Linked DNA regions of Homo sapiens: region 2 is linked to region 1. A link is a contact called in ENCODE Hi-C data. All regions are on one chromosome and are shown on one strand. The core of a region is the stretch at or near the end of the contact, and the rest is flanking DNA. Distances in the headings are between cores, read along the strand shown.

Region 1 (7,488 bases), core at 2,193-4,692:
ACACTGATCCCAGTACATAACATCTCGTCTGGGTTAGCCTAGGGAGAAAGAGTAGTTTCAATAATTGATATTACCTGTGGGGCCAGCAAGATATATGAATAACAAAACATAAAAACTTGGTGTAACTGAGAGGTTTCAAGTGTAATAATCAAAAACCACTTACAGCAAAGTTAATCTGATAGTTAATGGTATGTATTGCGTGGTAATTAGGTATAAACACTAAGTACTTCATATAAAGGACTATAATTAATGTGTTTCATGAAGCCAAACAAGCATTTTTGGAGCAAGCTTGGTGGGGAGATGAATAGAAAAGCAGTTAAAGCTAGATTCTGTTCTAAAGATCCTGGACCACAGATCCTCTTTGGCCAGGTTTTTCTGCGTTTCCATTAGCATTTGCTCACAGCCAGGAGGCCAGTGGCCAGGAACAACTTTCCCTATCCACCACAAAGCTGATAAAAAGCTAAAGAGAAAAAGTGTGGTGGATTCAGTTCTGACAACCTTCCAATCTTTGAAACACTGTATGACTATTTAGCTGTAGCTTAGCAGTACTTTAAGGTGAAGAAATAGGACATATCAGAGTATTTCAATACTTTGGGCACTATATAGCCACTGATAAGGATTCTTCCTCAACAGTCTTTTCAGCTAGTAGGACTTCATGAGCTCATTTTGATCCATTTGACTATGAGTCAGTGTTCTCAAGGTGTATGTGTTTTGCTTTTACCAATGGAATATTTGGTCATAGATAAATCTGTAGTTTATTAAAAAACAAAAAACACCAAACTGGCTGGGCACAGTGGCTCACACCACTTTGGGAGGCTGAGGTGGGCAGACCATTCGAGTTCATGAGTTCGAGGCCAGCCTGGCCAACATGGTGAAACCCTGTCTGCACTAAAAATACAAACATTAGCCAGGTGTGGCGGCACATGCCTGTAATCCCAGCTACTCAAGAGGTTGAGGCAGGAGAATCACTTGAACCTGGGAGGTGGAAGTTGCAGTGAGCTGAGATCACGCCACTGCACTCCAGCCTGGGTGACAGAGCGAGAGGCTGTCTCCAAAAAAACAAAAAACAAAAAACAAAAAAAAAACCCAAAACAAACAGAAAAAAACCTTACACATACGTCTGGTCTGAGGTTGACATGTCTTTACCCTAAGGATATCTGGTTATTTTTTTCCTGCAATGTGTGCCTGTGTATGACGCCAGTGACACTGTTTCTATTGACTGACAGATTTGATTTGGTGTGACCTGATAAAATGATCTGGTTCAAATGCCAATTTCATTGGCTTTGTTCTTGCCTCCTTTCTTACCTGACATTCAATACATCAGCAAATCTTGTTTGCTCTTAGAAATGGAATCTCACCATTTTTACCACCTGCACTCTGGTCTGTCATCAATGTATTTTACCTGGATCATTACAATAGTCTTCTAACATCTAGTTGCTCTTAGGCTCAATCTGTTCTCCACAGTGCAGCTCTTCTCTCCCAACCCAAATCAGATTTGGTCACTCCTCCAATGGCTCTCCTTTTCATTCAGAATAAATTTTAAAGGTTACAAGATTCTACAACTATACCCTTCTTGTACCCTACTCCCTCTTCTGATTTAGTCAGCTGCTTTCCCACCGCTCACTGAATTCTAGCCTACACTGACCTCCTGCCTATTTCTCAAACATGCCAAGCCCACTTCCACTTAGGGTCTTTGCATTTGCTGATCCTTCTGTGTAAAATATTCTAACCCTGGGTAGCCAAATGGCTAATTTCTCACTTCCTTAGTTCTCTGCTCAAATGTCAGAGAGGCATTCCCAGACAAACATATTTAAAATAGCATCCTCCCTCCCCATGTCTCCCTACCCTGCTTTATTTTTCTATGACTCACCATCTGGCATAGTAGGTATTTATTGGCTTTTTTTTTTTTTTGGCCTTTCCGACTACAATATAAGCTCTATGACAGCAGGCACTGTATATCTCGGTGAGCTGTTGTATCCTCATTCCTTAGAACATTGCCTAGCCCATTTATGAATATTTGTTGAGCCACATGAATCAAGGCCTCCTTTTGAGATCGTGAACGTTTTCATTTATTTATTTATTTTTTTGAGACGGATTTTCGCTCTTTCACCCACGCTGGAGTGAAGTAACGCGATCTCTGCTCACTGCAACCTCCTCCCCGCCTCGGGTTCAAGCGATTCTTTTGCCTCAGCCTCCCCAGTAGCTGGGATTATAGACTCCTGCCACCACGCTCGGCTAGTTTTTGTATTTTTAGTAGAGACAGGGTTTCGCCATGTTGGCCAGGCTGGTCTCGAACTCCTGACCTCAGGTGATCACCCCCCCCCCCACTTGGCCTCCCAAAATGCTAGGCTTACAGCCATGAGCCACTGCGCCCGGCCATTTTTCTTTTTAAAAATAAACTTTCCAGATCTTAATTTCATGGCTTTAACATTTTAAATGTTTGAGGTATAATCTACTCATTCTTGGCTCTAATCTTTTTGTCAGGGAAGTTAAACTAGTGAGAGACCTATGAACAACAGCAACAATTTAATGAGCACGTCTTATATGCCAAGCTTTGTGGTTAAGCACTTTGCTTTATCTCACTTAATTCTAACTATGGTCCTAGAGGTTGGTATTACAACTAATCTCCTTTTACAGAGAGTTACTGAGACTTGGAGAGGTTAAATAACTTGCAGCCAGGTCACAAAATTAATCACTGAGTTGAGACGACAATTAAGGTATGGCCGACTCCATACTGCCTCCTAGCCGTCTCCTCGAGTAGTTCATGCCCTGTTAACTTAAGTCGTGAAGCTGCTGGTGTCAAAGCATTCCTTTTGCAGTTTCGTGTACTAGGGTTCTGGGTGATTTTGCACATATTTATTTCAAAGATCCTCCGTACCACACCAGGGAGTTTACCTTCTGGAATGTTGTTGAAGCCCCTGTCCTCTATGCTGGGACACTTTCATGCAACGTTTGCTTAGCCAGACTCAGGAAAACGCCTTTTTTTTTTTTTCTCATTTCCCTGCACTCCACATTAAACACAGAGGTAGTTTAAATCACCTGGTAAAAGAAGATGGGATCACAAACGCTGTGGTCCAGAAGGGAACATCAGTAAGTCGGTTCACCGCTTGCAAGTGGGGGCACTTACATATAAATGAAGAAAAAACAAGTTCTTAAAAAGCAGCCGACCCTGGGTTCTTAAAAAGCAGCCGGGGAAGAGGGCTCAGGGGACCGGACGCGGTGCCCCGCACCACGCTAGGCCTGACAACCGGAAGAGAGGGGCCAGGAGGGGCTCCTCCAGAGCGACTTCGGCTCCAGTAGGGAAACCGCCGAGGCTCCCCCAGCTCCAGGGAGCGCCGGGGACGCAGGCGGGAAGCCTCCATCGGGCAGCCGGCCTGGACTCACGACGCGGGGTGGGGCCGGCGCCCGCCCCGCCCCTCTCCTCGGGGATGCCGGGATGTTTACACTCCTGACAGCGGCGGCAGCAGGAGGAGGATCGGGAGTCGCGGGAGGATGGGCCGCCGCTAGGCTCGCACTCCGGACGCGCCTCGCAGTGCGCAGGGTGGGTGCCCCGCGCCTGCAGCGTCCGCCGGGGCGGCGCGGCGGGAGGTGGCCGACAGGCTCCGGGCCTCGCAGCCTCAGCCCCCGGCCCAGCGCGCTTTCCGACGGCGGCGCCGCGCCGAGCCACCCGCCCGCCCAAGGTCTCTCGCGGGCGGGAGAACGGAAAACTCCCAACTTCCTGGTGAGTCGCTGCCCAGGGTTCAGGCGCCCGGACCGGGCAGCTCCTGCCGGGAGGGGCCGCCTGCGGGAGTCGGGCCGGGAGAGGGAGGTCGGGACCGCGCGGGGCGGCCTCCGGGATACCCTCGCTCGGGGTAGGTGGGGCGGGGCGCGCTGCGCTCGAGGCGGATGGGGGTTTCGGTCTTGTTCGTTGGCAGCGGTGGGAGGGGGCGGCAGGAAACTTCATACCTGGCCCCGGCTCTAGAGGCCCGAGGCCGCCAAGGGCGCCGCGGTAACTAAGAAACTCCGTGGCCACGGCGGCGGCGGCAACAGGTCTTTGGTTTCGGGACCCGAGGAACTTAAGCGAAGTCCCGCCTTCCGGCGGATGCTCATTGGCGACGTCGGTTATTTATCTCTCGCGGATTGGTGAAGTCCGTCTGTCAGGATTCGGCAGCAGCCCGACTTAGGAAAGTGAAGTGCGCTGGGAGAGAGTGGGTGGTGGGAGCCGGCAGATAGGGGAGAATCCGAAGTGGCTTCAGAAGTACAGGGAGCGTGAGAGGTCTGTCGGAGAATGAACTTGGGAGAGACTCGGGATTACAAAATGTCGGAGAGAGGGATTGCGAGGCAATAGCGAACATTGCTGGTGATGGTGGCAATGGAAAAGAAATTGAAAACTGAGGCCAAAGTCAGAGAAGGGTAGCCAAAGGAAAACAGAGAAAAGTGACAAGACCGTATGACCGCAGAACAGTGTAAGGAAGCGAGCACAACCTAGAGGATGCTGCCTTGAGAGCTAAAGAACTTCTGTTGCCTCTGTTACACTGTAGGCCTTCACTCCTAAAACCGCAGCATCCTCTATTTAGTCTTGCACTGGGAGCGTACTGGGGTCGCGGAGAGATGATGTATCGTGTTCTCACCTTGCTGTAGTCCTCACTGGGGAGAAATGCTAAAAAATATACTTAGTTTACAGTAAGATACATGTTACTGTCCTTGCGCAATTCTGGTGACTGAACTGAAAATCAGAAATACACAGAAATAAAATGATTATTCTCCTTTGAGGTTACTGAGCTCAAGGATGCAATTGAAAACACCACATTTCCATAGTTTGTAGAGCCTAATGTACCCATCATAATGGGAACCACTGTTTCTAGTTCCTCCTCCAAGGAATTTACAGTTTCAAGGCTATGCACACTCCCTCCAGGCGACAGCAGTATGTCTTGTCAGGTTGCATTAGAGAATTAAAGTACAGAGTATGTGTATTATAAATATGTTCTGTTCAGGACCTTGAGCTGCTGGTGGTGTGGTCGAAGAATGGCATAGTCCTTGCACTCAAAAGCTACAGTATGTTTGGGACAACCGGTCAAACCCTGAAAACGGTGAACAGTAAAACAGGAGATACAGTTAACCCTCTAATGCTTTGTGGCAACTCTTGTTGAATGGCCGCTGAGTATTCTTGGTTTGTAACACTTGGTGATGGCCAAGTGCTCTTGAAACAGCTAACTTAAAATCTCAGCAGTTATTTTATTTCCAGAGGAAGGAATTCTCTCTCCCTCGGCGAGATCCAGTCCACAGCTTGCTTCACTCTTAGAACAGCGGCATCCTCTATTTGGTCTCGCACGGGGAACTTGCTGGGGTAGGGGAGAGGTGTTAGAGCTTTGAAAAAGCTTTGCCTCTCGGAGGAGTCAAAGGGGCAGTAACTGTATGGGGTGAGAGGAAGGCCTGCGAAATAAAAAGGCAAAGGAACCGTTTGAGGAGGCTAGTTGCCTTCTCGGGGCCGGTGTGTGTGCGGGGGTAGTGTTAAGGGGGAGGAAGGAGCCCGGGAGCCCGGAGGACCCTCCCGGAGGTGCGGGCCTGAAATTCCGCTGGGTGCCGGGAGGCTCCGCCCTCCGGAGTACTGACGGCCTTCGCAGCCAATGCGCAGCCAGGACCTCGCGTTCGGGAGGGCGGGTACTTCCTACTCCAGCCCTGGGCTCGGAGAAGGCCGCGTTAGTTCTTTTTCTAGGGATGTCTGCGGAAGGGGCGCCAGGCTGAGGGCCAGCCTGGAGAAAGAAAGAAAGGAAGGAAGGAAGGAAGGAGGAGGGGGGCTTCAGTTTTCCCTGAGCCATCCTAGGTGTCCCGTTTCGTGATTCAGCTGCACCTAGAACTTAACTACTACTGAAAGTTTATAGTAGATTAGAAGCGAAGTTGGTCAGCAGACTAAATATAGTCCATGTGACTGAGGCGGGTTTTACTCTGAAATTACCTGAAAATGAAAACCACTAAATGTCAGAATCTAAATCGTTAGGCGTTTTCACAACTTCTTGGGAATCTTTCCATGGTTAAAAATCTTACCAATTTAACAAGACTAACTTTATTTCTAAGCGTACAGACTCATTTTATAGTCTGAACTAGTATTTAGGTTTATTTATTTAGATAATACATGTAGCACCCACCATTGCTTTCCCCCTTTCATATTTTCCTGTCTGGACAATTTCGAGTTCATTTCCATCCCAGTAAAACAGCACTTACCCAAAGAATGAGGAAAGCACATATGGTATGATGGCAGTGTACTAGTAGAGGAGGGGAGATTTGATGCCTCTATAGCTAACATACCTGATTAATAAATTTAAAAAAAAATTGCATCGTAATGACCAGAAGTCCAGTGCAGTTACAGTTTGTGTAAATAAGTACTTAATCTCATAAGGACCTCATGCCCCAAATCTTTCCTGGTGCTTGCAGTTGATAGTTTTGGGCTCTGACTTACTGTAAACATTTAAGTATTCTTTTTTTTTCCCCTCAATTATTGCGCATTTACTGAAATATAGACTTCTTTTTTTCACTTAAATATGTGGTCTGAGATATCATTAGAGACTTTTACAGTGTTTCCAGAACTAAACACTATTTTCCTAGGAACTATCTGATGTTTTAAGAATGTACCTCTGTAGTATTACAAATGTCGCCACCATTCAGGGTACCTGAGAACTGGGCCTGAGAGCAGGGCCCAGTTAAGTGTTAGTGATTACGCACTTTTGGGGAAAAAAAAAGTAGGTAATTCCAAAATTTCTTTCAGGTTTTGTTTCCCTTGATTTTTTTTTTTTTTTAAATAGGCTTTGGTATTTTAAAAATGCACAGTGTAGTATTTAAAAAATACACAGTGTAGCTGCAGCTGCAGCTGCACAAAACAGCACTCTGTCCTCATTCCCGGTTTCATTCACATTTAAGTGTTTACCCCTTCGAATTTTTGTTGGAAAACTACGAGGGTAGGTATTTCAGTGCATCGTCTATAAAACATATTAAACTTAATGTACGACTTAAGGGTGTCTTGGAAATGCCATGTATGATTACTGTTTGCTCCGAATTGTTTTATCAGCACTTCATCAGGATTTATGTAAATATATAGCAAGATGTTTTAAGACGCATTTCTTTACCCTTTTGAGACTTTTTCAATTTAATTCTCCCCCCTCCACCCATTTTTGTAGGGAATATGGATGAATAACATTTGGTTACATAATTGTAATCAAATATATGCATTTGTATAATATAATGGCAGTTCAGAATTTTTAAATTGATACAATTCAATCTCAGAGTTATAAAACTTCTAAACTGCTGAATTCTCCTTTGGTAATTAATAGTTTGATTATTCCTAGGTGTTGTGTATTTTCACAAAATTTTTTTTATTCTGAAGAAAACACTTACAGAGTATATTTCATGCTTTTCAGTGGGCAGTGGGAATGAGAAGGACAGATGATCATGAAGCATTCCTTAATATTTTTGAGCAGGATAACTTCTTTTTTAACCTTTGTCAAAATAACTGCC
Region 2 (7,488 bases), core at 1,869-4,368, 1.0 Mb after region 1:
AGTCAACATTCTTATAATGCCTTGGGATACTTGAGTGAGCAAAACAAAAATTCCCAAAATACAGTGTAGTTTAAAATTTGTATTCACAACATAGCTATGCACACATTGTTTCATTATCTCTCTATAACTGAATTCATCCATGAACTCTTTATGCCTTAACCTTTCTGACTCAAGCTATTTAGTCAATATCCCAGCTTCAGTGGGACTACTTGGAGAGATTACCCTGATGTTGGAGAAAAACAGTAGGCACTGTCTGATTCCAGCCTGGAAAAGCAAAACTACACAGCAGAGATGGACCAGCCAGCTGTCTCATCAGGAAAGGGAAGATTAGTGGAGGAAAATATAAAGTTGAATCTTTTCATGTACCACAAGTTCTACTTGATTTGACCTGCCAGGTTACACCTTAATTCCAGGTGGTATTTAGATTGAACATAGACTTACATAAAATCAAGGCTTCTGGCTTGAAGCTATCCTCTACCTCTTGCTAGTCTCCACTGAGGTGTCTAAACACACTGACTCTTGAATTCTTGACTCCCACCCCTGCTGCATCAGCTGCCTAAATAATTAATGAAATTCCCCCTCAGCATTGGAAGGGTGCATTAACCACTTCAGGGACATCTTTGCAGACTCCATATATTCCATCAATAATCTAAGAACAAACAGAGAAAGCCCCATCAATGGAAGCCACCTTGGCTGATGAAGATGATGTGATTCCTAAGATATGGTGTGACTGCCATTCAGGGACTGAGCTGTATGGTCTGCTCTGCAGCTCTTCACCATAGCATCCTTATTCTCCTTGTTTCAGCTTCCATTTATGCCCTTCATTAGGACAATTGAGATATTTGGGTCTTCTTCACACCTTATTGGAACTGAGGGAGATGAAGATAATCTCTCTCTGTCTCATTTCCTCTCTCTCTCTTCTTCTCTCTCTCTCTCTCTCATGAACATTCTTTGAGGCTACTTCCAAATAGGTCATAACATGTTTCACTAGAAAAAAACCTGTGAATCTTGAAGTGCAAAGATTAAAACTGTTCAATATGTACTATGGTTCTGGGTGTGGTGCCTCATGCCTGTAGTCCCAGCACTTTGGAAGGCTAAGGTGGGAGGATCACTTGAGCCCAGGAGTTTAAGACCAGCCTAGGCAAAATGGTGAAACCACATCTCTACTAAAAATACAAAAATTAGCTGGGTGTGGTGGCATGTGCCTGTAAACCCAGCTACTTGGGAGGCTGAGGCACAAGAATCATTTGAATTTAGGAGGTGGAGGTTGCAGTGAGCCAAGATCACGACACTACACTCCAGCCTATGTGAGACTGCAAGACTCTGTCTCAAAAAAAAAAATATATATATATACATACCATGTATTGGACAAAGGTAGATCATAAGCAAAGTGATTTGGAATAAGCAAATATTTATTAAGTGTCTTTTCCATGAGAGTCAATATATTAGGCGTCAGACAAACTAAGGCACTGACAAAGAAAGGACGGCATAGCTGAGAAGGCTATAGCTGAAGCAAGACTAGCAGGATCTGGGTAGCTACTGGAGATGGAGGTAAAAAGAATCAGATGACTCAGAGGTTCTCATATTAGTAACTGGGAAAAGGATCATGCCATTGGCATAAACATAAAACCAGGAGGACAAGCAGGTTTGAATTCTGTTCTGAAAGTGAAGAGTAGAAGATGTCAGAAGGGCAGCCAGCAGGCCTTGGAAATCAGGCTCTGAGCTTGGGAGTGAGGTCAAGAGTAGCAATTCACACTCGACACTTATACCCAGAGCAGTGTCATTTGAAGCTGTGAAGATGTGATCACTAAGGGAAGAGAGAACTGGAAGATAAGGCCAAAGTCAGAACATTTGGGAGCCCCTATACTAAAGGGGACAAGAGGAATAACAAAAAGTGAAAAAGAAAAAATATAAAGGTCATATCAGAAACATTTTTATAGGAGATATCTTAGCATACCCCTTCAGAACTCTTTTCCTCAGACTTACACAAACCAAATTGGATTCAATAAACCAATTTTAACAGATATGTTAAACACATGATATATACCAATTAAACATTCTGTAATTATTAAATAATAAAATATGTTTATGTAAATCTAACACATATCTTTATGACAAATAATAGGTGCTTTCCCCGATAGTTTTCTTAGGTCATTGTTTAATTACCTTTCACTGTTTCTTGGAATATGATGCCAGCTTATTTTCATTATCATCACTGGAAAATTTGGGAAAGTAGGAAAAAAAGAAAAAATCTATCTTACTATTTAATAGTTTGTGATACAATATATTAATAATTGAACGATAATTTTACTGTTACTCCAAGTAATCCTAGAATCTGATAGACAGGAAATCAGGGAAGTAAAATAACTCAAATATGCTTTAAAGACATGTTAAGTAACTTTTCCCCTTTCCTGCTTATATTTGTGCCAAATAAGTAAAACCAATATAATTGGAGAAGAATGGGAGGTGATGCTGCATTTATTAATAGAATGGTCACCAGCATGACTCCTCCAATGACTGAAATAATAAAATATATCACAAAAATTGAAAGGGAATACAAATTCTAACAAGATTGGTATAAATTTTGCATTAAGAGCCTCAGAGGTCAAGGATGAGGGCTTCAGAAAAGATTTTTCATTTTTTAAATATAAAAAGTCTTGTAAATCTTCAACAATCATATTCTTTAGATTTGAAGGTAGAAGTCAGATAAGTCCAGTCCATAGGATTCAGCAGCGTATAGAGATAGAGCAAGGAGAGAAAGATTGTCTGGACTTGTCTCTTATGAGGAGCAGCACTGCAATAAAGGGAATAACTAGGGATTTTAACTTAATGAGGTGACAGGATTGAGAAATGTTTTTTCTTTCTTTTTTTTTTTTTAACATTGCAATTTTCAAAGTGTTTGTTGATTTAATGTCTGACAAGGGATGGAGCAAATGTGATAATGAGAGTGATATCCACAGAGAATTACATGCCCTCCTTTATTTCTCCCAGCCTCCCTGAGGTTAGGTTTGAGCCACATGACTAGTTCTAGCCAATGGACTGTAAGTGCAAATGATGTGTGTCAATTCAAGAGTGGATTTTCCAAGATCTCTTTTCCACACGAGGGCAAATTTGAAGTCTCATGTTGCTATGGTTGAATCACAAAGTGGAAAGCCCCTGGATTCCCAAGCTACCAGACATATTACCTATCTATTGCTGTGTAACAAACTACTCCCAAACAGATGTTTATCATCTTACAGATTTTGTGGGTTAAGAACCGTAGCATAGTTTACCTAGGGGCCTGTGGCTCAAATTCTTGCATAAGGTTACTGCAAAGCTGTTTTCTGGGACTCTAGTCTCCTCCGAAGGCTCAACTGTGGTGAGGGAGTACCTACCTCCAAGCTCACTTAGGTTTGCTGGCAGGCCTTGGTCCCTTGCAACCAGTACCTCTCTACAGGATTCCCTTCTAACACAGCAGGTGACTTTCCTTGAAGTAAGTGATTCAGGAGAAAGTGTGAAAGTGTTCTCAAGATGAAAACCACAGTCATTTTATAACCTACTACTGGAAGTGCAACCTATTATTTCTGAGTATTTAATCATTAGCAGTGAGTCAATAAGTCCAGTCCATATCCAAGAATACAAGATGAGTCAAGGAGATATAGAGGGGATGAATACAAGGAGTCAGGGATGACTGTAGGGCCATCCTTAAGGCTACCCCAACACACCAAATGAAGGAGAATACCCACTAACGGAACTTTGCAGGAGTACAAACAAAATCTTTTGTTTTATGCTATAGAGATTTTTGAGGTTGTTCTTTTAGTATAGCCTCATCTCTCATGACTAATAAAAGCTCTAGTAGGAGACAGAATGGAATTGAACCATAAAAAGCTAACCATAAAAGTAGATGAAGATGATAGGGCATAATAAAACATCAAAAATGTATTCAAATAGTATGTTCATAACAGACTTCAAAAAACAATTTGGTATAGTACTTTAGACATGACTATGTGTACCTTTCATTTTTAAGCCTATTCTTATATGATTTCAAATACCATTAGTACTCCTAAATGATGTCAGTGTGATAGAATCTTTTTTTGTGGTGATTATCTAAGGCTGCCTGTATGCATGACTGTTAAAACATGCCTAGAGACTTTACAAACAGATGGTTCTTTGGATCTTCCCACAGACTGTCAGCATGAAAGTGCAACTAACAGCTTTCTGTGATCTTCTATACCTCTACTTCCTCCTTTTAGTTACCAAAATTGATTTTAATTTTTTTCTCACACCTCAAGTTTAGATAATCTAAAGTAGGTCACTCTGTAGCATCTAAAACACTCCCAGTAGCTCTGTTCAGAGTGTGAAGTCAGACACTTTTAAAGCATTCAAAGTGAAAGCCAGCACTGGGAAGAGAAACATAAAATGTGTTCAAGTGGTTCTCTAACAAAACAAGATACAATCTAGTTCCTTTAATACAGTAAAATATGATAATAATTTTCAATGTTATTTCCATAAAGCTTGGGATAGACATTGGGTCTTGTCATGACAAAAAGTCTTAGCATTGTCCTCTTGTTGGTTAGCTCCTTTCCTGCTCCTTTCATATTTGCAAGTGCTGGGACATGAGCTCAGTTTCCAAAAGACCTACCAAAGAGGTATATTGGGTTGAATGGTGTCTCCCCAGAATTTACTAGAACCTGTGTGAATTTACCCTTTATGGAAATAGGCTCTTTGTAGATGTAACCAAGTTAATACGAGGGCATGCTGGATTCGGGTGGGCCCTAAATACAATACGAATGATGTCCTTACAAATAGAAAAATGCTGACGCAGAAACACAGATACAGAGGGAAGGAGCCAGAGATTGGAGTGATATATCTATAATCCAAAAAATGCCAAGGATTGCCATCAACTATCAAAAGGTAGGAGAGAGACATGGGGCAGGTTCTCCCTCAGAGCCTCCAAAGGGAACTAACACTGATAACACCTTAACTGCAGACTTCTAGACTCCAGGACTGAGAGAATACATTTCTATTGTTTTAAGCCACCCAGTTTATGTTAACTTGTTTCAGCAGCCCTAGAAAACTGATACAAGAGGAGAGGAAGAGACTCATGCTTGGGCAAGTGTGGCCACCCTGCCTCACCCTAGTACTAAACTCAGTCCCAGCCTCTGCTCTGGCTCTAGCCCAGCCTCAGATCCAGCCCCAGCCTATGCTTCATTTCTAGCTCTTCCTCCAGCTCTATCTCTATTTCCAGCTCCACCCCAGCCTCAGCCCCAGTCCCAAGGGCCAGCATTATATCTTATGCTCCTCCCTGATTCAGATGGTTGGCAGGAAGAGTAGTGAGAGAAAAGCTCCAGTCCCAGTCCTTCATCTCTAAAGTTCCCTGGAGCTTTAAAAGCAAGTTAGTTGTTCTTTGGAAAGTCCAATCAGTTAGAGCTTCAAAACCACACTACATAAACAAATTCCCTGCTTTCAAAAGATCTATAACATCTTTCCTTACTTCTTTTCCTATTTCTTGTCTTTACTTTTACTATTGTTCCTTCTTTCCCTTCAGAAAAATCCTTCTTCATTGCATCTTTTATGTTAAGGTTAAAGTCAAGAGATTATGACTCTTAGAAGAAATCATAGAAGTAAATTTTCATGACTGTGGGTTCAGCAATAGTTTCTTAATTATGAGACCAAAAATACAAGTGAAAAAAGGAAAGAGTAGATATATTGGGCTTCATCAAAATGAAAAACTTTTTGCTGCAAACTATACCATCAAGAAAGTGAAACAACAATCCACAGAATGGGAAAAAATATTTGCAAATCACATATCTGATAAGGAACTTGTATTCAGAACATGAAAAGAATCTTTACCTCTCAGTAATAAAAAGGACAACTAAGTCAAGTGAAAATGAGCAAAATATTTGAATACATGTTTTTCCAGAGAAGGTATACAAGTGACCAATGATATCATAAAAAGTTGCTCAATATCATTGGACAGGATGGAAGTACAAATCAAAATCTCAGTAACAGAACTTTTCACACTCAATAGAATGGCTGCAATAAAAAGGGCGGACAAGAACAGTGTCGGCAAGGATATGCAGAAATCAGAACCCTTGTACATAGCAGTGGGAATGTAAAAAAGTACAGGCATTTTGGAAAACAGTCTGACATTTCGTTGAAATGTTAGCCATAGAGTTATCACATGACCCAAAAATTCCTCTTACAAGTGTATATCCAAGAGAAATAAAAACAATGTCCATGTAAAACATACACATAAATATTCATATTGACATTATTAATGACAGTCAAAAAATGTAAATCATCCACATGTCTTATCAACTGAGGAATGGATATATAACTGATGTCTATATCCATACAATTGAAAATTTGTAATCGATAAAAAGAAATAAGAATCAAGTGCTGTGCATGCTAAAACATGAACGGCCCTTAAAAATAATCATATGATGTGAAAGCCAGTCACAAAAGACTACATATTGTATGATTCAGTTTATGTGAAATGTCCGGAATAGCTAAATCTATAAAAAAAGACTGTATATTAGTGGTTGCCTAAGGGCTAGAGAAGCGGTCTGGGTAATGGAGAGTGATTGTTAATGGATGCAGGAGTTTCTATTTGGAATGATAAAAGTGTTCTAAAACTGAACTGTAGTTATACTACTCTCTTTTGGGGGAATGATAAAAGTATTCTAAAGTTGGATGATGATTACACAACTCTGAAAATACTAAACACTGCTGAATTTTTTTAAAAATCATGAGCTATAGTTAAAGATTGCTATTATTTAAAGTTAAATACCACAAAGCAAAATGAATTGTGAATAATACTCAAATGAAAAGTTTTGTGTAGTTCATGATATTTTCAATATTACATTAAAAAGAAATTATACAGTCTTTTAGAATCAGTGGTGAAAACAACTTATTTTAATAAATATGTTTAATGTGACAAAAATGACTAGCATTTTTCAAGTAAAATGGATTTTCGTAAAAATTATTTTGTTTAGTTTAAATTTTGGAATCAAGAATTTAAACTTTTCTTTGCACTTGTCTTTTGGGCATGACCTAACTACTAGCTTGTAAGTCAACTGGTTTCTACATATCAGCCTTCTCAGATTCAACGACACCTACGTGTGAGAGTTTTTGTCCTAGCTTTCCTTTTCCTGCCTTTCTTACTTTATTTTTGCCTCGAGATAATGAATGTGGAACGCCATACTTTTGCAGCAGCTCTGTAGTTTTATGCTTATAATGGGAATCTGGAAACCAGAAAGTCTTCTGCCATATTTCCACATTTAAAAAAACAAATTGTGATGCAATGTAACTTTATTTCAGTATATCAGTTAGTTTAATTTATCTAAATTCAAGCATTTTTGCATTCTTGAAGTTTTCTAATCAGTCTCTGCAACTTTAAAACTACTTTTGGCTAATGTTAGGTGAATTTTCTTGGTAAGAGGAAATATGAATTGAGAGAAATTATATTCTTTTTAAAAGTCAAAGACAATCCCATTGCCTTGTGTG

Evidence for each region. Hi-C counts contacts between places; a loop is a spot of excess contacts on that map. Pooled maps may share reads with other maps.
Region 2: a pooled map shows a loop between it and region 1 (4-fold over the local background). The contact joins the enhancer-like site here to the promoter of NEK7 in region 1. A Hi-C loop is called at or near these places in 3 of 37 single-sample maps with no recorded cell type and 11 of 50 pooled maps.

What each region holds. Positions count from the first base shown.
Region 1 is chr1:198,153,556-198,161,043 of GRCh38, forward strand. It overlaps NEK7 (NIMA related kinase 7), which reads left to right and starts at 3,443. Exons shown (of 10, transcript NM_133494.3): 1 at 3,443-3,721. RefSeq lists enhancers at 2,629-2,688, 4,119-4,168, 5,708-5,927 and a silencer at 3,279-3,878.
Region 2 is chr1:199,169,338-199,176,825 of GRCh38, forward strand. All of the region lies in intron 3 of LINC02789 (long intergenic non-protein coding RNA 2789), which reads left to right. The region is part of intron 1 of LOC107985243 (a long non-coding RNA gene); the gene reads right to left. Among named protein-coding and RNA genes, the nearest start is that of LINC02789, 24 kb to the left of the region's middle. RefSeq lists an enhancer at 4,209-4,258. Within about 2 kb of position 3,119, at least 4 of the 41 ENCODE cell types and tissues checked have a DNase peak (open chromatin) inside an H3K27ac peak, as active enhancers do.